3 separate regions of the Homo sapiens genome follow, and regions 1 and 3 are each linked to region 2. Evidence: chromatin loops called from intact Hi-C (ENCODE). Cell type or tissue: mammary epithelial cell. All regions are shown on one strand. Links, peaks and the distances in the headings refer to the core of each region. The heading gives the core; the rest is flanking DNA.

The links. A loop is a pair of places that touch in the nucleus more often than their neighbours do. Peaks named below come from ENCODE experiments on the same cell type or tissue, not always from the same donor. Only the 100,000 strongest peaks of a DNase experiment are listed, where the experiment ranks them.
Region 1: it touches region 2 in a loop (4-fold over the local background); 2 of 110 quality-filtered maps call a loop at or near these places.
Region 3: it touches region 2 in a loop (5-fold over the local background); 2 of 110 quality-filtered maps call a loop at or near these places.

Annotation. Positions count from the first base shown.
Region 1 is chr17:71,202,802-71,213,489 of GRCh38, forward strand. No RefSeq gene overlaps it. Among named protein-coding and RNA genes, the nearest start is that of CASC17, 6.0 kb to the left of the region's middle. In mammary epithelial cell, for the core only: no CTCF peak of the experiment used is centred there; a DNase peak (open chromatin) is centred at 5,590; H3K27ac peaks cover 2,612 bases.
Region 2 is chr17:71,112,370-71,123,057 of GRCh38, forward strand. The region is part of intron 3 of CASC17 (cancer susceptibility 17); the gene reads right to left. Among named protein-coding and RNA genes, the nearest start is that of CASC17, 84 kb to the right of the region's middle. RefSeq lists an enhancer at 1-295. In mammary epithelial cell, for the core only: a CTCF peak has its summit at 5,885 (motif pointing right); a DNase peak (open chromatin) is centred at 5,902; H3K27ac peaks cover 236 bases.
Region 3 is chr17:71,232,093-71,242,780 of GRCh38, forward strand. No RefSeq gene overlaps it. Among named protein-coding and RNA genes, the nearest start is that of CASC17, 35 kb to the left of the region's middle. In mammary epithelial cell, for the core only: a CTCF peak has its summit at 5,904 (motif pointing right); a DNase peak (open chromatin) is centred at 5,999.

The sequences.
Region 1 (10,688 bases), core at 1,383-9,382, 91 kb after region 2:
ATATGGAGTAAAGATGACTCTTTGCACAATGAATTTCATATACTTCACTCAAATTAGAGCCTCCAAGTCCCTCCCTCAAATGTTATATATTTTCACTTTATACTAGATTCTCTTGATGTGTATCATAATAGCAAAGAATTCACTTAGCAAAGAATCCACTTGGAGAACACACACAGAAAATGAAAGACTAAACAAAATTTTAACAGGTCTGTTCGCCACTTAGTTTCTCCTCTTAGGTGCTTTAATTTGTTGCTTCACTCTGTACATTTCTGGCATTTCTGGGAGGATATTAGTAAGTTACTGTTTCAGAACTCATTTGGATCTTTTTCCCCTCCAGAACTCTCTTACCTCTTTAGTGAACACATTTTTAGGCAATTATAAGAAGCTGATTAACCAATCTCAAGACATTTGGAAGAAAATAAGGTAGATCAGTGGGGAAGATCATTAGAGTTAGGAGTAATTATTCCACCAGTTAATAACAGCTGATATCCTGATGACCCTATCATAAGAGAACTAAAATAAACAGCAGTAGTTCATAATGTGTGATGGTTTGGGGACATTTGGGGTAGTAAACAATTCTATGAAGTTCAGTTATGAATTCTTCGCTGGGTTCACGATGACAGAAAAGAATTTCTGTTCATGAAGGGTGACCTTTGCATACCTCCAAAAATGTAAGCAGCAAGGCTGAGTTGGGAGGATCACTTGAGCCCTGAAGTTAAAGACCATCCTGAGAAAGATGGCAAGACCCTATCTCTACAAAAAAATAAAACAAAATATTAACCAGGCATGATGGTATGTGCCTGTGGTCCCAGGTACTCTGCAGGCTGAGATGAAAAGATTGCTTGAGCCCTGGAGTTGAAACTGCAATGACCCGTGTTCACACCATTGCACTCTAAACTGGGCAACAGAGCGAGACTTGTCCAAAAAAAAAAAAAAAAAAAAAAAGTAAGTAATAAAGTAGTTAAAACTGAAAGTTGTAGAGTAAGACTTTAAAAATTACCTAGTATAGTTTCTTCATTTTACAAAGCAGAAAACTGAAATTCTGAGAGACCACTAAGTGAATAACGTACATTCAATCAATTTTTTTAAAGGGAAACTAATTTATCACCTAAAGCTAACATCAAGCCATATCGAATATATTAAAAAATGACACTGCTAAATGATAAACAAGTTTGGTCACTGTTTTAAATGGGATAAATTTTGAAATCTAGAACCAATTATATTTATTATTTACTATAAATCAAAACTTCACCGTTGAAAGATATTGTCAATCTTTCAGATTATAGGAAGTTGTAGAGGACATGCTAATGGGCTTCCCAGATCTTGTTTCAGTGATGAACTGGTTGACTCAGAAGCTGGAATGCTGCTGGCATAGGGTCAGACTCTCAGCAACACCCTGTGTAGCCACATTGGAGCCTAAAGCAAAAGGAAAAATGTCTGCCCCCATATACACTTACCAAAATAGCCTCTCATATTTTAAACTAAGTGAAAAAGATAGACAAAATGAACCCAAATCTTAAGACTGTAAATAGAGTCCTGCATTGCTCAATTTATTTGAACACCACTGTCAACTCTCATAAACCTTCCCAGTGGGGACTCAATACCCAGTGGTTTGGAAATGACTATTGCCATTACAGATCCATCACACAAACAAATGTCTGTCTTTATTTAAAATTTGGATATTTTTTCATCTTGGAATTGTTTGCATTAATTTTGATTTTTAAAAATGTTATTAGGCCAGGTGTGGTGGCCCATGCCTGTAATCCCAGCACTTTGGGAGGCCACTTCAGGATCACTTGAGGTCAGGAGTTCAAGACCAGATCAACCAACAAGGCGAAACCCCATCTCTACTAAAAATACAAAAATTAGCTGGGTATGGCACACGCCTGTAATCCAGCTGCTTGGGAGGCTGAGGCGGGAGAATCGCTTGCGCCCAGGAGGCAGAGGTTGCAGTGAGCCGAGATCATGCACCACTGCACTCCAGCCTGGGTGACAGAGCAAGACTCTGTCTTAAAAAAAAAAAAAAATATATATATATATATATATATATGAATATATAAAAATATGAATATATAAATATATTAATATATATAAATATATGAATATATATAAATATGAATATATATGAATATATAAAAATGTATGAATATTTAAAGGATATATATGTGTGTATATATATATTTTTAGACTATATATGCTGCACACTAAACCCCACCTTTACGACACTTCCCAGGGAACCCTGCCTGTGACAAATATGCAGTTAAATTAGCTAATATTTATTGAGCATATACTAGGTTCACTGCATGTTGATATTTTTATTTTACTCTCACATCAACCAGTAAGGTAGGCACTATTTCTATTAAAATCAGTTGTATACAAGATAGCACACTTTAAATGAATAAAGTAATAATAAACCCATATGTAACCAGCATGCTGTGTTGTAACACAAGGTAACTGAATTTTCTTTCTTTCCTCACTGGCCTAAATATTACAAAGATACTTAACCCGAAGATGAAGGCATATATATGTGGTCCAGAACACATCTTAAGAAGAACAGAAAAGGATTTTATACATTTTAGGGTTTCAATTGAAAGTATCCTGAAATCTAAATAAAATTCACCAAAAGAGATAACCTTCAGCTATTTAGAAAGCTTATTATTTTCCTTTCATTCCCTTGTGATCCTGTGGATGAATGAGGTTTTAATATCATTTTATAAATGTGAATGATACTGGTTAAAAATTTAAGTTCCTCATAATCTCAACATTTTTACTTGTTCTGAAATAGAATGCCATTAAAGACTATAATACTACATGGGTACCACCTATTACTACTGTATATAAACATATGAATACATATGTTTGTCAAGTATGGTAAAAATATTTTCACCTCATTAGCAGACTTACTTTGTGGGATCCAGTGTGGGACCCCACAAATTCATATGCATTCTTTACAAATCTAAATCACCAATTAGAATGGCAATCATTAAAAAGTCAGGAAACAACAGGTGCTGGAGAGGATGTGGAGAAATAGGAACACTTTTACACTGTTGGTGGGACTGTAAACTAGTTCAACCATTGTGGAAGTCAGTGTGGCGATTCCTCAGGGATCTAGAACTAGAAATACCATTTGACCCAGCCATCCCATTACTGGGTATATACCCAAAGAACTATAAATCATGCTGCTATAAAGACACATGCACACGTATGTTTATTGCGGCATTATTCACAATAGCAAAGACTTGGAACCAACCCAAATGTCCAACAATGATAGACTGGATTAAGAAAATGTGGCACATATACACCATGGAATACTACGCAGCCATAAAAAATGATGAGTTCATGTCCTTTTTAGGGACATGGATGAAATTGGAAATCATCATTCTCAGTAAACTATTGCAAGGACAAAAAACCAAACACCGCATGTTCTCACTCATACGTGGGAATTGAACAATGAGAACACATGGACACAGGAAGGGGAACATCACACTCTGGGGACTGTTGTGGGGTGGAGGGAAGGGGGAGGGATAGCACTGGGAGATATACCTAATGCTAAATGACGAGTTAATGGGTGCAGCACACCAGCATGGCACATGTATACATATGTAACTAACCTGCACATTGTGCACATGTACCCTAAAACTGAAACTATAATAATAATAAAATAGAAAAAAAAAGAAATTGCTTTAGCAAAAATGTTCTCTATTTTAAATGCCTTTGAGTCTGGATCATTTGCTAAATCATATTCCTGAACTCATTGTGGCACATCTTTTAAGTCTGCAGTTATGGCCCCATGTTTCTGAGCATATTGTATTTTGTATTTAGGTCTCTTAGTGTTCTGGTTCATATGAAATGGCGCTATTTATTTATTATAAGATCTCACATTTGTTTTAGCCATCACAAGTTAATGTTAGGATGAATTAGGCCCTAGAGATGTAATATCATCTTTAAAAAGCTGCTCTGAAGACAGAAAGCTGAGAATCAAAGCATAAAAAGAACTAAGGTACAAAGTCTGAGTGTCTAAGTTCATATTTCTTGCATGTAACTACGTGAACAGATTAGATCCACAATCACTTTTTTTTTGGTCAAAAAACAGCTCTTAGACTGCAAGGAGAATGTGCAATGCATAGGAATGACTGGATAGAGATGTCTGTCCAATGACTTTGGGCCAAAGGTGGGGTAAAAAATGATGAATGGTTCTGCGAAACTACTGTTCTCTCTTTACTTGCTCTTGACTTCACATTTCTCAATATTTTTCAAAACAACAATGATGTTTGAAAGACCATGTCATTTGGTTGATTTTTAACATGTTAATGTCCCCTAAATATACTACCATTTAGCCAAATTATCTGAGGTTGTGAACTTTCTGAAGAAATCAAGAAATCATGCAAAACAGAGTCTGAAAGAGCTGAAGGTAGCTAGTAATTAAATCCAATCTATACAAGTATTAGAAAACCCCAAGCACAACTACATTTTGTGAACTAAGGTAGTCAGCAATTTGCAACCACCTGGTTTTCCTAAGGGCCTAGCACAGTGTCAAACCAATTTAAACAAGCATTTATTGAGCATTTTTATGTGTCTGGCATGGTATTAAGTACAACAGATTTAAAGGTCATTCATTGGCCCTGCCCTTGAGCACTCAATATTAATTGAAAAGTTTTCTACAAAATGTAGGCATTAAATTATTACTATGGCAAACAAGTTTATAATGTGATAGGTCAAATACTCGTTTATTAAAGTGTTAGGGATATATATCTATATATATATATATATATAGATATATATACACACATATATATGTGTTGCATTTCAGGTTATGGCCATTTAGCCATATTGTTAGAAGCCACACTGGAGTGCGCTCAATAGAAATATATCCTGTGGACGTGCTTGAGGAAAGAAACTCACATTTTCTCTTAAACCTTCAAGATACTTCATCTGGGCCTTAAGGGAAAACCATAAGGTCAAATAATTCTAATTGTTACAAAGCAATATCCAGTAGCAGAGTACCAAATATTGCAAGAGTTTATCGACACCTGAAAGGCAATTCTGGATATTTTTAGGTAGATTTTATGGAAGTGGACAGGACTGCGGAGGAGACCTTGTATTAGAAGCCAACCATCATCGCCACAATGACAATATCATACAAATGCTTTATTTAAGCCCCTTCATCTAACACTTTACATCTACTTTGTTTCTAGATGATTTTAAACATTGCTCATGTCTTAATATAATTTGTTCCAGAGACTTTTCAGGAGTTTAATAAGTGGCTAACTTAAAGTAACATCAGAGGCTGTCTCTATGAAGCTAATGGTTCTATGACATAGTCATCACTGAGTTCCCAGGTTGTCCATACCAAAATAGAGTTTATGATGTGTATGCCCCTGCCCAAACATGCTTTATATGCCAGGGGGTGTTGAAATGATGTCCTGCTGGCACAGGTTCTGTTTACCACATTGCCTTGACTTCATGAGTTGGGGCACATTCTATTTGGGTTGCGCAAGCCAAGATCATCATTGCATAAAGCAGGAACCCACAAATTGCTATTTCTTAGGTGACCCGATAGTGTCTGTTCACAGCAAAGGCTGAATGAGAATTACCCCTGGTTTCTTTGGGACGTGGCAAAGCAAACTTACTCAGAGTTCCTTGGTTGAATCCAAAAAAGAAGTCATCTACTAAGATGAGTCACTGTTGAGCAAAAACCTTGTCTGCTACTCTCTTTAAAGGTTATGTGCTCTTCTAAAATTACATATTTTGATTGATATATTAATGTGGCTATATTGTGGTTGCCTAGAGACAACTTGGAACCCAGTGAGTTGGATGATGATGTTCTTTGTCACTGATTACATCATCTCAGACTTCATGCTCCATTCATACCTTAGAGGGACAGAAATATACTTGCCCTTTTCACTGACGAAAGAAGAGATATTTTTAGATTTTGCCTTCCTCATTTCTATTAGGCAATTTTTTTAAATTTATACTTTAAGTTCTGGGATACATATGCAGAATGTGTAGGTTTGTTACATAGGTATACACGTGCCATGGTGGTTTGCTGCACCCATCAACCCGTCATCTACATTACGTATTTCTCCTAATGCTATCCCTCGTCTACACCCTCACCGCACAACAAGCCCCAGTGTGTGATGTTCCCCTCCCTGTGTCCATGTGTTCTCATTGTTCAACTCCCACTTATCAGTGAGAACATGCAGTGTTTGGTTTTCTGTTCCTGTGTTAGTTTGCTGAGAATGATGGTTTCCAGCTTCATCCATGTTCCTGCAAAGGACATGAACTCATCCTTTTTAATGGCTGCATAGTATTCCATGGTATATATGTGCCACATTTTCTTTATTCATTTGGGATAAGGTCTATCATTGATGGGCATTTGGGGAATGGGAGGGCATTTTATTCATTTGATAAATATCCTGTCATGTAGTTTAATATATTTGTAAATCTTTTGGGTTGAGTATTATCACTTTAAAGAGACTAAAGAGACAGAAATGACAGTAAACGAAGAAAGAAAAACTTTGCAAATTATTTTCTTTTGTCTTATTTATTAACTCAGAGCAAAATGTATAAACACCTATCATTATGGTTGTTAATTATGTTCCCCCAGCTTTATAATTGTGATCATCTGAGATACCATGATAGACATCCTAAGTCTCTTGACAAGATCAATTGAAAAAAAAGATAGGTCATCATTGCATATGCAGTTGCCCAAAGAGCCAAGATCTCAAGAAATTTTGTTTTTCACAAACGCAGATGTACAAAAAGGACATCTCTTCATTTATCTAGCATGTGGCAATGTTTTTACATACGTGCACAATGCTTATACACAAAGTCAGTGTTCTCATACTGTACTTTTATGGAGTCAAATTTGCCAAAAACAGAATAAATGATTTAGAACTCTCAAGAGTCTTTACAAAATATATACCAGTATTGGAAATGGTGTGAAGATGAAATACATAGCATAAAAGTTATACAAAATAATGCTAACAACTTAAAATAGCGGGGATAACAGGAAAAAAAACAAAACAAAAAACCCTAAAACTGGCTAAAAATAAAATCTGACATATGTAAATGCATATCACAGGGATAGATTAGGAACAATTTCATGAAGGTAGTCCCTAAGGGCTGGCCAGCCTTGATAATCATTAACTATGATTAATAAGTCTTGCATTGCAATGAATAGCTGCTTTTTATCTTTGAGGGCATGGCTTTCCTGGGAGAATATATTCACATTCATTTTCTACATGACGCTATTCTTTATGAAATTCTTCTACGATTCAATATATACCAACATGAGCATTCCCTATTAAATTTTCCTGTCTTCTGCGTCATGGTTCTATGTAGTTTGGGGTATACAGGAATCCATTTCCCATGTACTTATATAGAGACCCCAAATTCGGCAGAAACAGTACAAGTAATCAAACAGCAAAAATTGTGTTAAAACCTTTTTATCCTACTGTGGACATAATTATTTTCTAACCAGTCAGTGACTTTGCTGACTTCTTCAGGCAAATGTGGCTTTAATTCAATAAAAGCTCCTGAATTTTTATCAACTGAAAGGGATGTCAGTGTAGACAAGTGACACATTTTTAAGCTGATATTTTTGTCATTGCCATTGTGGCCAATTTACTCATCTGAATTTTCCACCAAATGCAATTTACTCATCTGAATTTTCCACCAAATGCAATAAGAAAGCAACAGTTCTGCCTACTATGATGCCACCAATATGAAGCCAGTATCCTACACACAGTTACAACCTCAAGGAAACCCTTTCTTATAATTTGACTTTCAGGATTTTGATATTTGAGATTTTAACAATTTGAGATTCTGATTCTTGAGATTTTAGATATTAGGGAATTTAGATGTTAGAGATTTTAATCTTTTGGAATTGCAACATTTGGAATTATGGCATTTGGGACTGTGTCTTTCAGAATTATGGTTGGCAGTGGTGCTCTCCTATAGCTACAAGGATCAGAGAAACTCTTCTCTTTGCAGAAGAGTTTTTTAATGATCCTCAAAAGATCAAAACAATTAAACATTTGGAGATAAGAAGGCCACTGGCTGATTATTTGACTTATGAAGACTAATATGTTGTAAAGTGAATCAGAACAGGTACCTGAGAGTGACATAAATATTTAGATGACAAAGAATCTTAACTAATGTGGTGGCACTATAAATATAAAGCCATGCATAAGTGTACGGAGAAATTCAAGGGGGATATCACTGAGATTTGATCTGACTTTTGAGGCTGAGTGTGTGGTAGAAGAGTAGCACTAAGAACAGAAAATGAAATATCAAGAAAATAAATCACTGTGATCTGAAGATAGAAAGGAAATACTGAGCTCAGTTTTAGATGTTTATCCTAGTTAACTGTGATGCCTTTCAGGTGGTGATGGGTCATCCAGGTAAATATGTCTATCAGATATTTGTATCTGTGGTACATAAATTTGGGATAAGTGTCAGGATTTGAGAATTTGAGGAAGTAAAATTTGAAGATGTGAGGCCAGAAGATATTTTTCTAGTCTTGAATTTAACAATATCTATATAATAACACAATTCAATATTTTTTGTTCATGTATCTCTGGATCCAAAGGAATAAAAGAGATTTCCACTTCTGAGATGGAGTGAATGTACTTTTTCCTTTTCCTTCTAAGCTCAATGAAAAATCCTGCACATTATGTATAATGCAAGCATGAGAAGACTCTGAAAGGTAGAGAGAAAAAGGCAGACTGGCTATGAAACTTAGGACCCAAGAAACCAGAAAGAAGTGAGTTCCCTCACTTTTCTTTGTGTCTCATATGTCCCAGACTTGGGGCTGAAGAAGCTAGCAATCCAGAAATGCCAATGAATACAGGCAAAAGGGGCCAAAATAAAAGCCCACTCTCTCTAGCCAAAAGTCCAGGAAAGGGGCAACCTACCCAGAAAACAAAAAAACAAACAACAACAAACAAAAACAAAAACAAAACAAACACACTTTTAGACAATAGATATTATACTCCAGTAAAAACTCACAGAAAATAATATGCCTCTGCCCCTCGTCTCACAAGCAAAGACAGGTGGGAAGCCTAAACTTCAACCTGGATGTAATCACGGAGCCCAGATCTTTTTCTGGGGTGATGTCAAAGAAGGTTGAGTAGGAGACCAAGAGTTTCATCTCCATCAGGCAGTCATAAGTCTTGCCTTCCCCTTGGTGTCAGGGGAGAACACATGGAGAGCCTGGACTTTTACTCTGAAAGAATAGTAATGAAAGGTGCTCCTCCCACTCCCCACTGAGGAGGTCAAAAGAAGGCCTAATAAAGACTCAAGATTTTCATCATTACCTGGCAAAAATTGGTCCATCCTCTACCCTGTGGTATCAGTGGAGGTCATGAATGAAGAAATAGCAAGGCACTCCTGTCCCTCCCAATGAGAGAGGGACAAGATAGGAATTACATCCAGCCTTTCCTCACTAATCATACAAGTAAGGAGAGAGTGGAGTTAGATAAAGTGTTGAGAGAAAGAAGCTACCAACTTAGAATTAGGTACTCTATAGAATTTTTTTTTAAGTGAAGGAGATAGAAAGGCTTTCTGAGATGAACAAAATTGAGAGAATTTGTTGCCAGTAGACCTGCTTTGCAAGAAATTTTACAATAAGTTATTTAGAGAAAGAAGATTATGTAGGATAGAAACAGATCTATACAAAGAAAAGAACACCAAAGAAAAAATAAGCAAATAAAATTGTTTTTTCTTATTCTTAACTGATCTAACAAATATTTTGTTCAAAATAATAATAGCAATAATATATTCAATTACAGATGCTTATGTATCTATGCATATATGTATAGATCTATTTATCTATTCATAAACATATATGTATTTATATGAATGACATCAGTTATACAAGGGACAAGAGGGAGTAATTACAATTTTTTGTTATTATAAGATATTCACACTATACATGAAGCAGTAGTTGTAAATGTATATTGCAAACTTTAGGGCACCCACTAAACAAAGGTAAAAAGAAAAAAAAAAAGAATAACTGACATGCTAAGGAAAGAGTGAAAATGGAGTCATATTAAAATGTTAAGTTCAAACCACGAAATGCAGAAAAAGAGTAAAAGACATAAATGGGAACAAAGAAGAAGGGCGACAATTAGAAAACAGTAACAAATATGGTAGCTGTCAATCCAACTATATTAGCAATCACTTTCAATGTCAATGGTTTAAATATATCAATTATAAGAAGGAGATTTTCAAAGTGGATCAAAAAACAAGATCCAGGACAGATATAATTAAACTTCTGAAAACCAAAGGTGCAGAAAAAAAATCACAAGAGCAATAAGAGAGAAATTATATCTTACCCATAGAAGAAAACATGTGAAAGGACAGTGGATTTCTCATCAGAAACCATGGAGGCCAGAAGCAAGTAGCACACCATTTTTCAAGTAAAGTAAAGAGCTATTAACCCAGAGTCTTATGCCCAGAAAAAAACATCCTCTGGGAATGAAGGGGAAATCTACACATTCTCAGATGAAAAAAGATGAAGAGAACTTGTCACCAGCAGACCTGCTCTAAAATAATGGGTCAAGAGAGTTCATTAAGCAAAACAACAACAACAAAATACAAGTAAGAATCTTAGGACATGAGTAAAAAAGAAACAACATAATTAAAAAATGGGTAAATATTATACACTTTCCTTTTCTTTTTAT
Region 2 (10,688 bases), core at 1,263-9,262:
TCCTCTTCTTCCTTTGGTATAGCACTAATGTATTTTATATGTCTTTAATCTCAGTTCCAGTTCTGTCAATATTTGAGCTTATCTTAAACCGAAGAACTCCAAAGGAGAGTCAAAGAAAGTAAATTCTCACCCCGGAAGGCAAATAACAATTATTTCATTAAACATTCAAATCACAAAGAACACCTTGGACCAGTTCTTGATATAAATAAGAGGCTGCAGACTTTTCCAAATCCCTGCCCGTGGGATGAACACTTTAAAGGTCCCAAGATTTCTAATAATGGGGCTAAATTTCCCAAAATGTGTTTTTCTGCTAAAAAATCCAGTAACAAGGAACTGTACAAATTCTAATCTCTGTATGAGTCTTCATCTTTGGAATGCCTATTCCTGAAGATGAGAGATGGATAGTAGGAACCTATGTATCGATCTGGGTTAGCCCACTGGGCTCATTAATGAAATATCACTGGGAGGAGCAGCCCAGCATCCTATACGTGAGCCAAGCATTTAGAATTGCCTTTAGGATTCTTCACACTGTTAGCAGCCAAGAACACAGAATCAAGTTCGGATCACAATTATGGATGCTACCAGGGGTATCATAGTTGCTCAGCCTGTTCAAACAAGTATTGGTTTTTTTCATAAGCTTCACTTTCATAAACTCTGGAGGTTGTGTTTCCATAATAAAAGTGAGCTCAACCTTAACAAAAACATTGCATAAAGCCACACTTTTTGTTTTCTAAACCGTAACTAATTAAGCACTAGGTGGGTGACCAGGTCTAGCTGATGAGTATTTGCTGTTAATCTGGGCTTTCCCATTCCCTATAGGGCAGGAAAACACACGTGTGCATGCACACACACACAAACACACACACACAAAGACAACCATATACACAAGCATATAATATTAAAGATTGAGGTAGCTGGATGTTTTTCACATCTTCCCTTCCTTCTGGATCCTAGCAGGGATAGTAAAGAGATACAAACATTCTCTGAGCATAATAACTTAAGGTGATTGTTCATATGGACAGTGTGAACATTCAGTTGGTTTGCAGATTCCACACTCTGAGGGCAGATTCCACACATTGTCTTGACTCTTTTTCCTTCTCATTCTTTCTGCTTTTACACCACTGATGACCCTGTCTCCATCCTGCTGGGAAGTAATTAGTGCTGAAGGAATGACAACTCTAGCACATAAGTGGCAGGGCCATGAGGATGAGAAGCAAAAAAAGAAAAAACGGAAGGGGCCATGGGGGAACTAAATCAAGGCAGCTGGAGGCAGGGGCACCTTCCTCTGGATGCTGCGAATGGAATAGCCATCCGGGTGCCCCGAAGGTCAAGTACTGAGATCCTGAATTTACATAGAAACCAAAAGAGTCAAATCTAGTGACAGAGGAGAAAGCCGTGCTGTCCAGTGGAATGTTCTTTAATGAGGCAACATCCTATAATCTGCATTGTGCAAAGTGGCGTCCACTCATCACAGATGGCTAGTGAGCACATTAAATGTGGTTAGTGAAACTGAGGAGCTGAAATTTTGGAGCAAAACTGAGTTTTTAAAAATAATTTCGATTAATTTGAATAGCCACATACAGCCAAGGGCCATCATTCTGGACAGTGCAGGAACAGAGAAATCACTCACAATTTCTCATCTCTTTTTGTGAACACTTTAGCAGGCTGGTACAAATGACATGAACACCAGATAAAGGGTTGCTTATATATTATTACAGATACTTTGTATTTGGTGAACATAAAGAACACCTGGTACTTAGATTTCCCTTCAAGTCTGCAGTAGGCCTGAAAATATTAATAAATGCATGTATCCAAACAAAATAGTAGCAAAGCTACCCATGTTAAGCAAAGGCTTTAGAATCAGATGGGATTGAGTTGACATCCTAGTCTCCAGACATTCTGGTTCTATGATCTTAGATGAGATATTGAAAGTATCTCATCCTTTGTTGCCTCATCTGCCAAAATAGAATTAAAATGTCCCATTCATTGGAATGTGATAATAACTAAAGTAAGCAAGTTAATCAAATACTACAATATAGGGTTTGAGTGTCCCTACCCTTGCAATGGCTACTTCCAATGTTTAATCATAGGCAATTTATCCCAGGAGTATTATGGGCTTAAAATAATAAGAAGAAGAATAATAATTATGAAACATAATAAACAATGAATTTAGCTAGCCCTTCATTTTAATGTATCCTGTATGCATTGGTTAATTAGCTTTGCTATAACAAAAAAAAATCAATATACAGTGACTTAAAGAAGAGAGATATTGGCCGGGTGCAGTGGCTCACGCTTGTAATCCCAGCACTTTGGGAGGCCAAGGCGGGCAGATCACGAGGTCAGGAGTTCGAGAGCAGCCTGACCAATATGGTGAAATCCCATCTCTACTAAAAATACAAAAATTAGCCAGGCATGGTGGCACGTGCCTGTAATCCCAGCTACTCAGGAGGCTGAGGCAGGAGAATCAAATGAACCTGGGAGGCAGAGGTTGCAGTGAGCCGAGATTGTGCCACTGCACTCCAGCCTGGGCGACAGAGCTAGACTCTATCTCAAAAAATAAAAAAAGAGAGATATTTATTTCTCCTCCGTATCACTTCTCTGAGTTGAGCAGTTCAGGTTGATGTGATGGCTTGGCTGTATGAGGTTTGTCCCGCGCTCCACTTTTTTCTGTCTTTTATTCACCCACTATCCCCTTGAGCAGGTGTCGGCAAACTGCAACCAAAGCTCAAATTCAGCCTGCTGTTTTTGTTTATAAAGTTTTATTGGAACACTGCCTCACCTAGTTGTTCTTGTATTGTCTGTGACTCCTTTGATGCTACAACAGCAGAGTTGAGTACCTCAGTGACCTTATGGTCTCTAAAATATTCACTATTTGACCTTTTACAGAAAAAGTTTGCAAATCTCTGCCCTGTGATCATCTGCATGTTCAAAGCTGGATCAAAGTCTCAACAAGACAGCCTCGAGAGGCAGAAGTTACACACTTCACTTTTTTTCCATTCTACTTGTTTCTGTATTCATTCAATCAATATTTGAACACCAATTTGTGCTGACCACAGCTCTAGTTACTTGGAACACATTCCATTAGTAAAAATTTAGTCACATGGCAACCTGCAGCCACCGGAGGGTTTAGAATAAAATGAAGCCTCCAAGGAAGGCTATGTGGCCAGCTTAAGCTCATTATAATTAGCTTTCCACTTTGCAACTGTAAATTGTTACCTGGCAATAGGATTATGTGATTAAGAAAAAAGTAGGGAACAGATAGCCCTGGAAGAGAACCAGGATGAAAAGCAAGACATCGAAAGATTTTCATATGATTAAGATTTCGTAATTGAAGACTGGATTTCTCAACTAACAGATGTTTATCGAGCTTCTTCCATAAGCCAGACTTAGAGAATACAGTGTTGAAAAAACCATGTGATCTCCATGAATTTACTACTTCATAATCTAAGAAATTAGTGTGCAACATCCGTGTCCTTTCTAAGACGCTTACTTCATACAGGGAGGAACACTCTATTTCTCAATGCAGCAATCATTCTTCTATTGAATAGAAATTTTGTAAAAAACAAACCTATATTAGCTTTCATCAGCTTTATTTCTCCAAAGTCTTGTCTGCACATTTATTCTTTCAGAGGCAACAAACAAAATTCCATACTCAGGTATTGGTTCCCTTTTGATGCTCCGAGAAGCACTAATTAATGTTTTAGAAAAGGTATAAAGGATACGCTACATCAGGGAGTTCTGGAATGAAAGAGAACCATTCCACTGAATTTATAATCTTGCAGGTACGTGGTAGCTATTGTTGTAGTTACAATACTTACAAAATACCTAAAAAACAGCCTAATTGACAAGCATCCTGACTGTTTGCATTTACAAGTCAATTTCATTAAAGAATTACCTCATTTGATCGTCACAGAAACCACAGGATATAGATATGACTGAAGAGATTAAGGAGCTAGGAAATAAATCTGGGACTCTGAAAACAGGTCTAATTCTGATCCTGAGAAGCATCCAGGTTGTTTGAGAAATGAAGACCAATAAGAATGAAAGCCAAAGAGGAAAATGTGGGTGTAAACTGACTATAATAGAATGCTACTGTTTGCATAGAAGTTTATAAGAACAAAATAAGACAGAAGAGAATGAGAAGATCCAGGACTATGAGTTCAGTATTGTGCTTGTTTAATATCGAGATTTCAGTCCTACTGAATCATAATATCTGGAAATGGGGCCTCGGAAACTGAGTATTTAACGAGCTGCCTATGTGATTTTGATGAATAGTCAAAGTAGAGGGCTACAGTATAAAGAATGTTCCTGTATCCTGGGATGAAGCAAAAAGAATCAGGACACAGAAGCTGGCAGCGGCAATAGAAAACAGAAAGCTTAGAGGACATGTGTCCACTTATTTATCTACGAATATTTATTAACCATGTATAATATTCCAAGCTCTGTGCTGGGTGCTAGGAGACAATGGTGAGTAAAAGAGGGAAGGCTTTTCTACTCATGAAGTTTACACTCAAGATAAAACCTCCTAAAGAAGTAAAGAGACCTACTATTTGATAGCACAACACGGTGACTATAGTCAAGAATAACTTAATTCTATGTTAAAAAAAAACTTGAGTGTAACTGGATTGTTTACAACTCAAAGGATAAATGCTTAAAAGGATGGATACCCTATTCTCCATGATGTGCTTATTTCACTTTTTATGCCTGTATCAAAACATCTCATGTACCCCGTAAATAGATATACCTACTATGCAACCACAAAATTTAAAAATAAAAAAAGCAAAGAGAACCCATGATGCCAGACTGAAATAAAAACAGTAAAGCAGAGGATATTTTTAAATTGCTCTAAGATTTCTAACATAAAATAGTAGGAAAAGCGTGGCTTCATTTAAATGAAGGAATTGGGAAATAATAATATTATGATAAGAAATACATTCCCCCCAGTTTGGGTAAGACGGGGTTTCAGCTGATGTGAGGGCATGTTGAATTTGGGGTACCTCTGAAAAAAAATAGGAATGGGAGAAAAGTTAGTCCAGGGACAGGCCTAGGAAAGCAGGTATTTGTCTAATCTGATGTTTATTGGAAGCCATGAGAATCAATGAATGTATCCAGAAAGTGAGACTATGAACAAGACAAATCTGATGGTAACATTTTTAGCTTTAAGACTCACAGATAAAAAGCCAGGCAAAGAGAGAAAGTGATCATATTCAATGAATACAGGAGGAAAGATGAGAGCAGAAAGAATCCAACTAGGAAACCACACAGTTGGAAACCAACGAAGAATTTTGAGGATGACGTTGAGGTCATGAAGAGGTCAATGAGCATAAGGATTGAAGACACCCACGTGAGTAAATCAAATTTAACACTTTGGAGAGCAGATTTAGGAAGACAATGAGAAATAAAGGAGAGATTTTAGAGTGCCTGACAGCAAGTAGGCAGATACAACTTAGGGACAGCGGATATAGGTCACTAATGAAGAATAAAAGTTTAAAAAGTAGCTCGAAGACAACCTGAGCATTACTGAGAATAGGAACAACAACAACAAAACCATGTAAAGGAAGTAATTGAAAAGTACAGAAAAAGAGTGGAAAATTCTATAAATGAGGAAGAAATGGCTCCAGGGGAGTTTTAATAACTAGAAATAACATACAACCTTTCAAGTCATTTTATTCCAGAAAAAGATTACCTGTATCCATTTAAACGCAATTGTTAACTGTGTTTTCTTTCATTTAATTGTTTTAGGTTCTGAACATAGAAGAGGTCTGTTTTCCTATCATTCGACACTGAAATGACGTTTCCAGGATAAAATTCTCCAATTCATGTCGAGTGTGCTTATCCATGTTTTCCCCAGGTGACCATCTAACCCCCTCAATATTTTTTTCCACCAGGTGGCAATGCCCTCTTACTATTGAAGAGCTGAAAGCTCAACATGACAAAAACAGTGAATAACCTGGGTTTCTGAAAGAACATTCTGACAACTGTCTTTGTTTAGAAAGTTGACATTTTCATCAGAGTTGCCTCCTGGAAAATCCATTACAGATTCCCAAACTGCTGATTATACACAACCTGAGAAGAAATCTAAGGGAAGGTGACTGGCTGCTTTATATCAAAAGAAGGTCACCTAATGTCTTAAACTCAAAGTGTGTTTTTTTTTTTTAGAAAGAAGGAGAAAAGGTTTTTGATAATCTGAAATTTTGGCAGCATAGGGCAGATAACAGAAAGTCTGATCTACTCTCAAGAAAGAAAGGATGGATAAAACAATTGATTAAGAAAAAAAACACAAAATGAGAGAGTGAGGGAAAATTTTAGGGATTGATTTATATATATTTTAAATTAGTAATCAATAAATATTTGATGAATGAATGAAAGGACAGAAAAGAGAGTATCTGATGAAATGCAATATTCTATGATCTAGTACTCCAGAAATTGTTGAAAGAAAAGGAAACATTTTGAGAAACATCAAGTTTAGAATATAGACTGGAACAGGGGTCAGCAAACTGTGATCCATGAGACCATTCTGGCTTAACACCTGTTCTTGCAAATAAAGTTTTATTGGAACAACCACATTCATTTATTCACAAATCAACTATGGCTGCTGCCATGTGCTGTAACTGCAGAACTATGTGTTTTCCACATAACACCAGGCCCACAAATCCTAAAAGACTTACTAACTGGCCCTTACCATGAAAAGTGTGATGATTTCTGGAGTAGCATTTAAGGACATGGGTTTTAGAACCAGATAAATATAAACTTCAGTCTCAGTTCTAACACTTAATAGCTGTTTGACCTTAACTAAATTGTAAGGGTTAATGTAGGCCTTGCTTTTAAAACACTTAGCACCCTGCTGATACACAGAAATCATATTACTCATTACTATCTCTCTTGTGTAAACTCAATGAGAAACTGAGATAATTTCCTCAACTCTCATTAATCCTCAAAAACGAAAATATTTTGTAATTATAGACAAACGGTGGAGAATAAATGTACCTCCTTTTAATTCTGGCAAACCTGCTTTCTCCAAATAACTCCTCTCTGTTTCCTTCTCTTTCAGTAGAGTCAAACTCTTGATGACGGTATTTAGCAGTTGGTAAATGCCTAGTGTGCTGAGTCTGTGCAGATCTGATACTCTTCACAGTCCCTGACCAAAGCCCCGGATCCTGAATCTTACAAAATGCAATGGAATCTTGAAAAATAGAAAAGACATGGGGCAAGTATTCAAAACTTACCCTAAGTGCTTCTGACCCTGAATAGCTAAGGCTCAAAATTGGCTTACAGAACATGCAATGATGATTTTGATGGTTTTTCGTTCTAGTTTCTAACTAATTCAGTGTTTGGCTGCCAGTAAGGGCCTTTGGCAAACACCTATAGGAGAAGTGTCTAAAATGTAAAGTGAATCACTGGAAATGGGAACTCTGTCAAAATAAGGGAATTAAGTTCATTAAAGGTGTGGTAGCTTAATTTACTGTGCCAGTTCATACTGATCAGGGTTGGCACTGAACACTCAGCTAGTGCAAACCCACCCAAACTTGGCAGAATAAATGACCCCAACCAATCCAGCCTCTTGGCTTTCTCTCCAGGTTAAATGTGCTTAAATTAGTAAAAATTGGGTTTGGACTATGGGCCTTTCTTGTCTTCTAGATTGGGGCTGTGTTGTATCAACTCCATGAGACAAACAGCAAAGACAACTTTGCTCATGGGGTAGAATGGTTGACATCTCCAGGTGAGAAAAATGGCCTCAAAAGTCCCAGAGTCTTTGGGAACTGCATCAAACAACCAAGGAATTTATGTCCAAACTCTGTAAACACACATTTCCAAGATGGCATTTAGGTAGATGGCCTCTTGGTAGAAAACTAAGTAGGTCCCTGGAGAGCAAGACGTGAGAGCCAGGTGAGGCTGCTCCTGGGATCACTATAACCACATTGGACATGATACAAAGTCAGGAGGTAGTGTGTGGGATGTGATAGGGGTCCACTTGCTGACACACAAACCTTAAAACCTAGATGAGGTTCACGTGGGCATGGGGTACCATGTCAAAACACAGTGTGCCAACTACTTCTATGAGGAGCACGGATTTGCCTCACCATAGAAGAGGAGAGCTGTAGGTGTTTCAACTGACACTTTCACAGATCACTTCAATATATGGAAATCCTATTTTGCATGTGATTTACACAGTTGAATTTATTCAAAAGAGATTTATGTTGTAATTTGCTAAGTACTCTGAATAGAAAATTAAAGTGACTGTCCCTGCCCTCATAGAGCTGATGTTCTGGTAGAGGAGACAGGCTTTTACATGAATAGCTATAATGGTATTTGAATAATAGCAAACAACAGGCAAGGGCAGGGTGCTAAACAAAGAAAGGAATTAAAGAAATTAAGTAATGCTTTGTCAAATGGTGATGTTGGACCTGCACCATGAGGGATATGAAGATAGTGTCATTCCCTGGCCCTCTGCCCTTCATTATGTTTTCTAAAAAGGGACCAGAAGATTTACTTAAAAAGCAGCCATAACTATAAATGCATATTCTTCTCTCCTTTTCCTCAGCTCCACATTTTACTAGCACTGTTGGATTTCCCTAGGACCCTAGTGAAACAACCAGAAATTTGGATAAGAACATTTAAGAAAAATAACGTATCTCTGTTTCATTACACGTGGATTATTTTTTTGATGTTTCTTTCTGTCAGTCAGAAATGGACAGGTGAAAATGTTATGTAAACCCTCAATATCAGTCATCTTTATAGTTACACTAGTATTCCAGCCATTCTTTTCATTAAAACAAATAAAAAAAAAACTTGGGAAGAGACTACCACGTTTAGTTAGAAAACAGTACAGTCAGCTTCTTTTTTTCTTTTTTAATGTGTTTTTATGGTTTGCTTGTGTGCTTTTCATCAAAAAATTCTTACTGTCAAATTAATTGAGAAACTTACAGTAATTGATGGCCATTCTGGGATGTCTCAACAATACTGCTGCCCTAAATAATATTTCCTAATGATTATTAAGCCTGAATAAATGAGTTTTTAAAGGTTGTCAGTATAGCCTATTTCATAAATATTTATTGAGCACTGTATTAGCCTGTTTTGCAGATAAGGGAATACTGGAGGCTGGGTAATTTATAAATTAAGAAAGGCTTATTTGGCTCACAGTTATGCAGGTTGTGCAAGAAGCATGGTGCTGGCATGTACTTGGCTTCTGGTGAGGCCTCAGGAAGTTTACAATCATGGTAGAAGGTGAAGGGGGAGCAGGCATGTCACATGGTGAGAGAGGGAGCAAGAGAGAGAAGGAGGTGCCAGGCTCCTTTAAACAACCAGCTCTCAAATGAACTACTAGAGCAAGAACTCACTCGTTACCATGGGTATGGCACCAAGTCATTTATAAAACATCCATCGCCATGACTGAAACACCTCCCACCAGGCTCACCTCCAACATCGAAGGTTACACTTCAACATGAGATTTGCATCCAAACTATATCAAGCATCTATAATGTGCCATGTGCTAGGCAATGGGCATAGCAGAAACAATTATGAGCAAGACAGACACAAACCCTTGCTCTCTTCATCTAATATAAGATACCAATATTATCACAGTGATGATTTTAAAAAAAGAATGCCCAAAAGATTTCCAACTAGGATGTTAAAGAGGAAGAAAAGGACAATTACATGGAAAGTAGGAATGTGGCTGAGAATAGAAAAGGCAGCATGGATACCTAATTTATAGAAAATTGACTTAAATTTTATTGGCAGGAAGAATCATTTATGACCTTTTACTATAGCCCTTAGGGTTTAGGTTGACCAACGGATTCACATGAATGTCGTGGCATTTTATAAGGAAAAAAATTGTAACAAAAAAGAGCAAATGTGAGACATGCCATGAGAAGGCTAAAAAAATCTTTATCATAAAAAATGAGCAAGAAAAAATGTAATGACTTTTTAAAAAAAATACTGAAACAGAAAAGTTCAAAAATCTCTTCTATAAGGGTTATCCTTGCTGCAGAGATTCTAACCTTGGCAAATGAGAATCTGCTTTTCTTAACCACTCTTCACTTTTCTATCACTTATTTCACTCCCAGTATTCTGCGTCGCACTCATTTGCTGCATACAGCAGAAAATGGTTACTATTTCTACTTTTTGTGGTGCTAATGCATTTTCTCTGACAATATTCGTAGAGAAATTGTAAGAAGGAAAAAAAATCATCGCTCAAAATATGAAAGCAATTTCATAGTAGGTTTACTGGTACATATTTGTGGTTATAGGGAAAAAAGTGTGCTCCTTTTCAATTTTTTATAGGGTAAGATACCAGGCATTGCAGATATGGGAATATAGTGAAAAAGTCTCACATAGGCTACAATCCTCAGGAAGGTGATAGGTTTGCTATAAAATAGCATTTAGAAAACATTTTTAATAAGTGTGCTATATTAATCAGAGTTCTTCAGAGAAACAGAACCAATGAGGGGAGGGGAGAGACAGAGAGAGAGAGAGAGAGAGAGAGAGAGAGAGAGAGAGATTGAGATTGAGAGAGATTATTACAAAGAATTGGTTCCCATGATGATGGAGGCAGAGCAGTTCCATGATCTGCCATCTGCAAGCCAGAAACCTAGGAAAGCTGGTGGTGTAATTCAACTGAAGTCCAAAGGCAGGAGCTCATGGTCTGAATCCCAGTCTGTGGGCAGAAGAAGGTGAGATGAGATGTTCTA
Region 3 (10,688 bases), core at 1,335-9,334, 120 kb after region 2:
AATTTTTTAAAATTTATTTTTATTTAATTAATTAATTAAATAATTTTGAAATGGAGTTTTGCTCTTGTCGCCCAGGCTGTAGTGCAATGGCACAATCTGGGCTCACTGCAACATCTGCCTCCCAGGTTCAAGGGACTCTCCCGCCTCAGCCTCACAAGTAGCTGGGATTACAGGCGCCTGCTTCCATGCCCAGCTAGTTTTTGTATTTTTAGTAGAGATGGGGTTTCACCATGTTGGCCAGGCTGGTCCTGAACTCCTGACCTCAGGTGATCCACCTGCCTTGGCCTCCCAAAATGTTGGGATTATAGGCGTGAGCCACCATGCCAGGCCTGTCAATTGTTTTTTTAAAAAAGATCTGCTGTACAACATTGTGCTTATAGATAACAATACTGTATTGTAGATTTAAAAATCTGTAAAGACTGTAGGTCTCATGTTGAGTGTTCTTACCACAATAAAAAAGAAAGGAAAAGAAAGAAAAGCATTTTCAGTTGAATATTTACTGAATCATAACCATAAAGACGTAATTGCCCTTTAACATCTCTAATGTTAACATTGATCCAAATTTAAATTGATTTCTCCTGTGCCTTAACCTTCTAAATCAAATGCCTGTCTAGCTTCTGGAGTATGAGTATGATGCAGCATTTGTTGACACTGTATCAGTATTGTGGGGAAAGTAAAGACAGAGATAGCACTAATTATCATTAACCTTGGCCCAGGTCTTCAAATGACCTATGTGGTCTTAGGAAAGTCACACATCCTTCATTTTTATAAATTCTTAAAAAAAAAAAAAAAAACAACTCTGCCGTAACTATCTCACCAGAACTTTTACATCCAAGTCTCAGTTCAAATGTCCCCTCTTCCGTGAAGACAAAGTGTTTCATGTTTTCCATTACATTTGTAATGGAAACACTTAGAATGTTTCCAACATAGATCACTGTTTACATACTTATGCTATTTGCTGGCTTTAGAGAGTAAGACATTTCTATGGTTTGAATGTCCCCTCCAAAAATCATGTTAAAATTTAATTGCCAATGTAACAGTATTAGGAGGCGGATCCTTTAAGAAATGATTAGGCCACGAGAGCTCTGCTGTCATGAGTGGATTAATGCCATCATTTCAGAAGTAGGTTAGTTATTGCGGGAGGGAGCTCCTAATAAAAGAAAAAGTTTGTCCCCGCCATTCCTTCTTTTCTCTCTCTCCTGCTCGCTCCCTCTGTCTCATGCTGGCTTTCACTTTCTGCCCTTTGCCATGGGATGACCTTGGCCATATGCTGGCACCATGCTCTTGGTTTTCCCAGCCTGTAGGAAAACAATCGTGAGCCAAATTCATTTCTAGTCTTTATAAATTACCCAGTCTGTGGTATTCTGTTATAGCAGCACAAAATGGACTAAGACAGCAACTTCCTTTGTGTCTCCCGCAAGAGCCTATTAGATACTTGCTGAGTTGAATTAAACACTAAATGTGAAAGCATAGCATACTACAGCTATATTGAGTGGTGGTTGGGATTAAAATCTAGATTGTTGGGTTGATATTTTAGTGGAGCAAGTGTTTATCTTTGAATAACGATTCCAAATTCCCACATTTGGATGTGAACATTTGGCTATCATTATTGATTCCTAGGTATTTTCCCATGCTATTTTTAGTGTCAAAAGATTAAAATGATACTTAAAAACAACATCAATAACAAAAAAACTAATTATAAATGTCATCTTTTAAATCTACAATAGGGAAAAAGAATGTAAAATACCTTGGAATAAATGTTTACGTCTTACTACAACTATAACGCAATCACCTTTTCTCCCATTCCCAATAGTTTCAAGCAAAAAATGTAATGGCCATGGGCTTTGGGCCTATCAGAACAAAGGCTTGAATTAAGCAAATAGATTGTTTCAAACAGCAGCATGACAGTAAAAAGATTAATGAGACACATCTTGGAAATGAATAGATAATAACATACTCTTTTCTCAGATTTCCCCTTGCCCCTCAAAATCGATGAATCGCATTTACCCTCAATGCAACTAAATGGGAGAATTAAAAGTAGGGGAAAAAATATCAGTCACAGGTATTCTGCTTCTGGAAGGCCTCTAATTCTATTTCCTGTTTGACATATTATTTTATTCCCATTTTCTCTAAATGTAATATAGTAACTTGCCATAATAAACGGTTCTCTAATTTGCCACTTTTGTGATTGGCATTTTCAGATTTTTCAAGGACGCTATTGGTCGTTCCTTCATATGTTGCAAAAATAAACGGAAAAACTGAACCACATGTCATTGTTGGGCGGAATTTTCTGAATTTGTCTTGAAGCCAAGAGAATTTATTTGACTGTCTGGGGAGTATCGAGGCAGATCTCTTGTTCTCAAACAGACACCAAAGTTGCTTGAACAAATGGTTCGCGTTAGCTGGAGAAAGACACTGAATGGAAACCATGTGCCTCTGAACCTTGTGGTTTCAAGTTGAACCACAAGCAGTGAGAAGAGCTGTCAGTCTCTAGTCTTGATTTCGGCCATACTCACGGGGAAGAGAAAAACTGTCAGTGCCACCTCTTATGTTGTCTTAATAAAGAGACCTGTGAGCTCGTGCAGTACAGACTGTCTCTGGGTGAAGAGTAAGAGACAGAATCTCAAGAAGCTTCCAGTGGGATGTAATAAAGACACATGATTTTTCTCTATGGACATCCACACATGGTAAAGGTAGCAAATCAAGGCCTTTCTGAGGAGCAGAAACAACCCAGGGAGGCTAACGAACATAAAAATCTGGCATCCTCTTATAGCTATCATAAAGGTGAAGAAAAACATCCTAGAGGAATTAGCTTTGAGACCCAAGACGGTTAAGGTTGCTAGAACAGAAAAACAAGAAAGACAAATTTTTAAGTGTTACCATTTATCAAACTCCAACAGCAATAAGGGAATGTTATAAAGGAATATTAAGTGCTATTTTATATCACAATGGCAAAAGAATCGTTTAACTACATGTAAGTATGGCTTCCTCAATGAATATAGGCATGCCTTCACCTAGCCATTTAGATGATGGAATCAGTTTCTGAAAAATGGAATAAGGTTTGATGTTGAGTTATCTAGCAACTAGAAGGAATAGTGAAAACATTTTTTGCTTCCTCTTCTGTGCCTTCTATTAAAAACCTCTTTGCCTCAGACTGATTTACTTTAAGCAGCTAACACTTCTACCAGTTTGAAGAAAAGGATAAAGAATAAGAAATAAATTGTAACTATTTACTACAGTTAATATTAAACTTTCAAGTATTCTACAAATGTACAATACTGGTGCAGGATGTTGACATTAGTGGGCAGGGAGCATATGGGAGATCTCTGTACTTTCCTCTTTCTTTTGAGGTGAATCTAAAACTGCTCTAAAAATAGTCTTGAAAAAAGTGCTGGGCAAGGCGTGGTGGCTCATGCATGCAACCCCAGGACTTTGGGAGACCAAGGTAGGTGGATCATCTGCGGTCAGGGGTTCAAGACCAGTCTGGCCAATATGGTGAAACCCCATCTCTACTAAAAATACAAAAATTAGCCAGGCTTGGTGGTGGACATCTGTTATCCCAGCTACTCGAGAGGCTGAGGCAGGAGAATTGCTTGAATCTGGGAGGTGGAGGTGGCAGTGAGCCAAGATCATGCCATTGCACTCCAGCCTGGGCAACAGAATGAGACTCTGTCTCAAAAAAAAGAAAGGAAAAAAGTGCTAAATGTATTATTGTGATATACAGGAGGCTAAAATCAAGTATAACTTGAAAAGTAGGCCAAGTGACTCATATTAAAAATGAATAAATGCGTACCCACAAAAATTTAAAAAAAATTTAAAATGTATAAAATGAATAAATATAAATGTAAACATAATATATAATTACATATAGCACACAAACATATAGCAATAGAGAAAGACGAGTATGTGTATACTCACACACACACACATTTCTACAATTTAATATAGTGATTTATACCTAGAATCAAGCAGCTTTTGGGGGACTTGGAGGTTTTATAATACAGAAGAGATAAACTGCAATTACTTTTGACCATTTTGCTCATCTTTTTCTTTTCCTTTTCTTTTTTTTGTTTAGATGGAGTTTTTTTGCTCTTGTTGCCCAGGCTGGGGTACAACAGCATGATCTCAGTTCACTGCGACCTCCACCTCCTGGATTCAAGAAATTCTCTTGCCTCACTTCCCAAGTGGCTGGGATCACAGGCATGCGCCACCACACCTGGCTAATTTTGTATTTTTAGTAGATGGGGTTGCTCCATGTTGGTCAGGCTGGTCTCAAACTCCTGACCTCAGGTGATCCGCTGGCCTTGGCCTCCCAAAGTGCTAGGATTATAGGATTATAGGATTATAGGTGTGAGCCACCGCGCCCGGCCTTGCTCATCTTTTTCTAAGAGATTCAGTAGCCCAAGCTAACATAGATTTCATTCTGTTTCAGCAAAAAATATCTGTGACATGCTCATGAACTGTCCTTCCCAGCTGTTTACCATTCACCTCTATTTTTCATTCATCTCTGTTTTCTGTTCACTTCTGTACCATTTCTTTCTGTTTTCCTGAGAAATGAGCCCACTGAGATAAAGACTGGCCCAACAAGAACACTGAAAAGCATTCCTTAAGGTGAAAAATAGAAAAAAAATCCATTTCTGAAGTTCTTTTTAGACTTACAGTTTTGAGCATTGGTTCACAAATTTGCCTGCAAATAGAGTCAATAGAAATTTTTAAAAATAGACTCAAAACAGAGCCAATTATAATATGTTGATGAGACCCAGTTATCAGTACATGTATTTCCTGGGTGAAAAATATCTTAAAATTACAGCATTAAGTTATGTTATCATTTGAATAGAATTATTTTACACGAGCTAAATGACATTAACTCTATAGTTTTCAGGTAAATCATGAGAACTTGTCTAATCATCAATTGGATGTTGTGCCATCTGTGTACTTTGATCAATAAGATAACCTACATGTGTACGTTACCTTTAATTTGGTACATTTTAAGAAATAAAGACATTTCTGATAATTTTAATGATCAAAAAAGCAAAATGAGGTACACCATCATTCCAAAACAGATTCCAAGGCATCGAAGTATTTGTTCAAATAAAGAAATGAACTAAAACATTACACATATCAGACTCCAAAAGGGTCAACAACAACCCATAAGCTCAATAGACCCATCAGCTCAGAACTAATTTTGAGCCCATGTGTCAGTCAGTATTTATTAACCACCTACTATGTGTCAAGCACATGTGGAATTTGGCAGTCTATATTCCAATGCTACAGAATGTTCTTGGAATGGCTAACTCATTTCAAGACCTATGTTGACTATAATGTCTGATCACTTGTAAATTCTCCAAATATCTACATCATAGTGGTAAGCGCTGTATAAGCAAGACATTCTCAAACACCATCACATATTATCCCTATTTAATTGACCAAATTGCAAACATTCAGCGTGTTTACATTTGATGTACGTTACATGATATAATGCTGAATGTGTCAATTGTGCTCATGATTAATGTAAGTTGAACGTTACTATTATAATATCTAATTTTCTGAAATGCTAAGGTAAAAATTTTCCTATTTTAACATTTCTGAAATTAAGATGTATCTTATCATTGAGTATAGACTGGGTATGGCTTATATTTACTCTTCCTTCCATCAGCCTCTCCCAACCTAAAAACTAACATTACATTAAATTGATATCTTAGAGTTGAAGACTGTTTAGAAGAAAGAAATACAGGAGCTTCCCTAAGTAGTTCAATAACCCTATGTATACATCATTCTTCTAAAGTAGGGGAAGGAGAAGATAAAAACAAAGATCATCAATGTTCAGTCTGGCTGATAGACAAAGCCTAAGTATTATTGCAGAATATCATAGTCCATATTATCAATTTCCAGCAGATGGCATCTCACACTGTTAAGTTAGTCATTGAGGAGCCTATGGGATGTCCTTGCTTGGATAACACATGGAACTCCAAATTGTGCTTGTGTTTCATGAGAGTACATTTGCCAGCACAGTCACCTAGAATGAGAATTTCTGTAACTAGCCTCAGCATGTGGTCACTAAGATTGCCCACAAGCATTTAGTATTTTCAGCAGAACCAAAGCATAGTGCACATTTTAATGGCAGTGACTCCTGTTTTAGAACAGTCTGCACAACATAATTGTAGGGCAAGGTGGGAATTATGAGTCTTAAACAAGTCTTGTAGGTGGGGATAACATGTGTATTAAAATAACCAAAACCATTGGCTCTGCTTTTCTGCAGATAAGCCTCACACAGCTATGATTCACAGCACTGTACAGCTGCATCTTTCTGGAGAAAATCTTGCAGTATTTAACTGTGCCTTCTGAGATATATTCAATTTTTCCACTTTTATTAAAATTTCCATTATGATAATATTTGTTTTCAGTACTTCAATGAATAATTTTAAAACGCATATTAACATATGAATCTTTGCATCCTAGGCAAACTTGAGAACCAATGTTCAAAACAGTAGGGTTAACAGGAACTTCAGAAATTGATTTCTTTCCTATTTTTCCCCTTAGATTCTTTTCAGTGCTCTTGATGGGACAGTATCTATCTGAGTGAGCTGATTTCTTCAGGAAACAGAATTAAATGGCACAGAGTTAAATGGTACAGAGGTGAACAGAAGACAGAGGTGAATGGAAAACCGAAGTGAAGGGTAATTTGTGAGCATCTCACAGATATTTCTGCTAAAGCAGAATGAGATCTATACTACCTCAGGCAATGAATGTCCTGGAAAAATCCTGGGTAAAATGTTCAAAAGTAATTTCAGTTTATCTCATGTTGTCTAACAGTCACTTGAAGACGAAAGAGAAATTTCATGCGGCAATAGCTAAGCATGGCTTTTTTTTTTACACCGTATTTTATTAGACTGTGGAATCTTCACCTTGTTCTTAGTCAAATTGTTCAAGATAACTCTTTCTCAGCACTCTATTTTTTCTTAAATGTCAACTAATTATGCTAACAAGCATATCAACAAGAATATATAAACCCTCATTTTGTTCAATTAACACTAAATCAGCAACTGATTTCAGTGAAATAGTGGTTTCAAGATGAAAGGACGCATTTGAGCTACACGATGTCTTTAGCTTGATCGAAATTCATAAAAGCTCCTAACATCAAAGGGGAGAAATAAGATCACATTTTAAGATAATACAATTCTAAGTTATATTTTTTAAGTTGAAATGACATCATAAAAATTGTGCCTAACAAAATGCTAACTGAATGTCCCGAAGAACAGAAACAAAAGCAGTTCGCATTGGAAGCTATTTTAGATAAGAAGTTTTGATGCTATAATGAAGAAAAAAATCAAGTAAATTGCTTCTTTTGGAAGAGATAACAAAATTTGTCACCTGAATAAGTGTGGGAATTGAAATAAAACCTATAAATGAGTCCATTTTGACAGAATGCTGGTATCAAAACTCTACAATGAATTACCAATTCTATTCAAATGATAACATAATGCTGTAATTTTAAGATATTTTTTACCGAGGAAATACATGTACTGATAACTGGGTCTAATCCACCAATTAGATAATAGATAAAAAAATGCTGACTTGTGGTTCGCATGAGCTGAAAAAAAAGGACATTTTTATTGAAATGTCTAGAGTGTCGTTGTAAATGTAGGTCTGAAGTTCAAGAGAAGTTGGAAATAAGCTTTATCCAAGAGTCTTCCATGCAGAAATAAGAGTTTAAAACTCTGGAATGGGAAAATTTCTGAGATAGAGAGTATAGAGAAAGAAATGGAGAGTAATGGGAACCACTGGGTAATGAAACTTGGGTTAGATAATCATTTTATCTGCCTTTGGCTCTTCTATAATGCATATGACTACCATTTCTGTAGAGTGAGGCCAACTATAGTACGGGTGAATTTAATAATAAATTATAAGAAAAATGTTCCACCATTGTATTCACATTACATGAGTGTGAGCATCCCTTGCACATCCCTAGTACTCCCTAAAAACTGAAGGAGAAACTAATTATAATGTATTTATTTGTATTGACTATGAAACGTTTTGTTCCCCAAATGCTTGATTTTCTCTCTTCCTTATCAATCAGTGATCAAATTCTTCTAAAGATAAAATAAAGATTGCTTTATGTTTTATATTAAACAGAAACTAGTGTAACTCTGCCTAATTAAATGGCTCCTATCTAATCCTTCCTAGTCAGTTCTGGCAAAATTAAAAATTTAGAATATTGAACAAATGAATAGTCTTCCTACGTAGTATTTTTCTATTTCAGCTACAGCCAATGAAAATGTACAAACTGGATTAACTAAAGGAGAGATGATTATCTGTCTTTTAAAGCAGTAATGTTTAGGATTACCTAGGGATGTAAGTAATAAGTAGTCCCTGTCAATCAGGAGGAAAAAAACTTCAGTCTTTTTTATTCCCAAATGGAGCCCCAAAATGACTGGCCATAAGCAAAATGGCACTGTGTGCTTCTTTGTTCCCCACCCTCAACTCCCTCCTTCCATTCTGACCCTTCTCCTCTACTCCACACCATCAAAAACCTGCTCCCATATCTCATATTCACACTACAAAATACATGAAAGTTTTTATGCAAAGTTCACCAGGGTGGGCAGAGAGGATGGGGAGAGGCATAGTTGAATCTTATCTTGGATAAAATCAAATTAAAAACACTGAACACTAGTGGGGAGATTTGTAGCAACTACCCATATTAAGAATGTTTGGGCATGGAGAGAGGTTCAAGAAAATCTTGTAGAGTTTCATTGAGTTAGACTGGGCAAAATAGGGATGAAGGCATTGTTTGGCAGACAGCAAACAAAGGAGGAAGCAGAAGATTTCAAACCTAATTTTGCAAATGATTTGGGGAAGAGATATGTCAGTCTGCACTCACTATAGTATTTCCCCCACGGTTTATTTTATAATCCACTGAGAGCAGATTGTTTTTAAAATATCTGTTATATACTAGTTACCTTTTAAATGTTTACCCTTTGAAGGACTGTGATGCTGTTCCTAATTTACATTTATGATTATTCTGTCATCATTTATGTAAAATTGACTAAGAGGGTGTTTTCAGGAATCTACTGGAAACCATGAGCAATGTAAATTGCCAAGGTGCCAGAAATGTAGGAGGGCTAATTCTATGACCTTACCATTAGTACTTTATATCTGCTCTATTTGGACAAACTTATGGAAGGAAATATACTTTACTTTTCCATAGAAGAAATTAAACACTCGTGCATTAATATGTCACATACAGGAGTTCAATGCCTGCACTGTAGTTCCACCACATATTAACGGGTGATTCCACTCTCTGAGCAAAGCCGACTGCAGACAGAGTTTTCTTCCTCTCTTGTCAAACATCCCCTACCTGAGGCACCAGGATCTTGTTCAGCACTTGAGTCCAGAAACAGCAAATTCAATCTAGCTGTGGCAGGCCGAGGGTAAATTGGAATGCCAACTCTAGACCGGGATTCAAAACCACGAGCCTCTGGAAATAAAGCTTGGACTTGGAGAAATGACACCAACCTCAAGCCAAGAAATCTCACCCAGTTTGTTTAACAGTTTTCAGTGCACAGTGAATATAGATAACCACTAACATTACTCCTGTTTTAGTTTAAAGCATATCCGACTAAGAACTTAATGTAAGGTGCCATAAGAATGAAAACATCACACTCTTCTCTGGGTTCTCAGTCTTTGAGATATTTTGGCGGTCACCTGATTGCAAAATGTAGCAGCAACTTTCTTTTCTGGTGTGCTAAGATAGTTTTATCTCATTTTTCTACCTGTCAAGTGCTAGTTTCATGCATTAGCTGGAGCTACAATAGGAAAATAAAATGGACACTGCAGATATTCTATAAATATATCTAAGTCTATGTCTTTCTATCTACTTATCTCTATCTTTTGGTCTACCTATTGTCGGTCTGTTTGTCTATCTGTTCATGTATGTATGTATGTATGTATGTATGTATCTATCTATCTATCTATCTATCTATCTATCTATCTATCAATTAATCATCTATCTCTTCAGATCCTCACTACACCATCATCATCTCTGGCTCTTCAGAAATCCCCCCAAAGTATCAGAGACTGGCAGAACAGGAGTCAAACCACACCTCAGACCTGACAACCCTGGATTCATTTCCTCATTTTTCTATACCTCTTCCATCCTGCTTCAGGAAAGCCATCCCAAGCTCTCACTTTATTCATTGTAAAATATGTAGTGTGGAAATTCAGAAAGATAATGAGATATAATGAAGTTCACTGGTGTCTTAGAAAACATTTTTAAAATCTTATCAAAACTTGAAATTCTATGTGAAATCAGTGTTTATTTGTCCAAAAAAGATTTTAGCCACACTAGTCATGAAATGGCTTGTCTATTTGTGTGAGTGTCATATAAATAGGCTTCATTCATTTTTTTTTTTTGAATAGACATAACTTGGAATTCTGGATTGTTGGGAAGAAAACACTATTTGACTCAGGTGGGGTACAGTTGAATGATGACAGCCATAGAGATGATATTGATGATGATGATGATATCTATTTGTTAGGTGTTCAGTCTGTGCCAAGAATGATGTTGAGCTTTACAGTGTATTATTTTAATTAATTGAACATTCTAAAAGTTGATCCTATACACTTTTTAAATTTCCTCTATTAACTGCCAACACTCAGCTTCTGAAGCCAGTAAGGGATGCCATATCAAC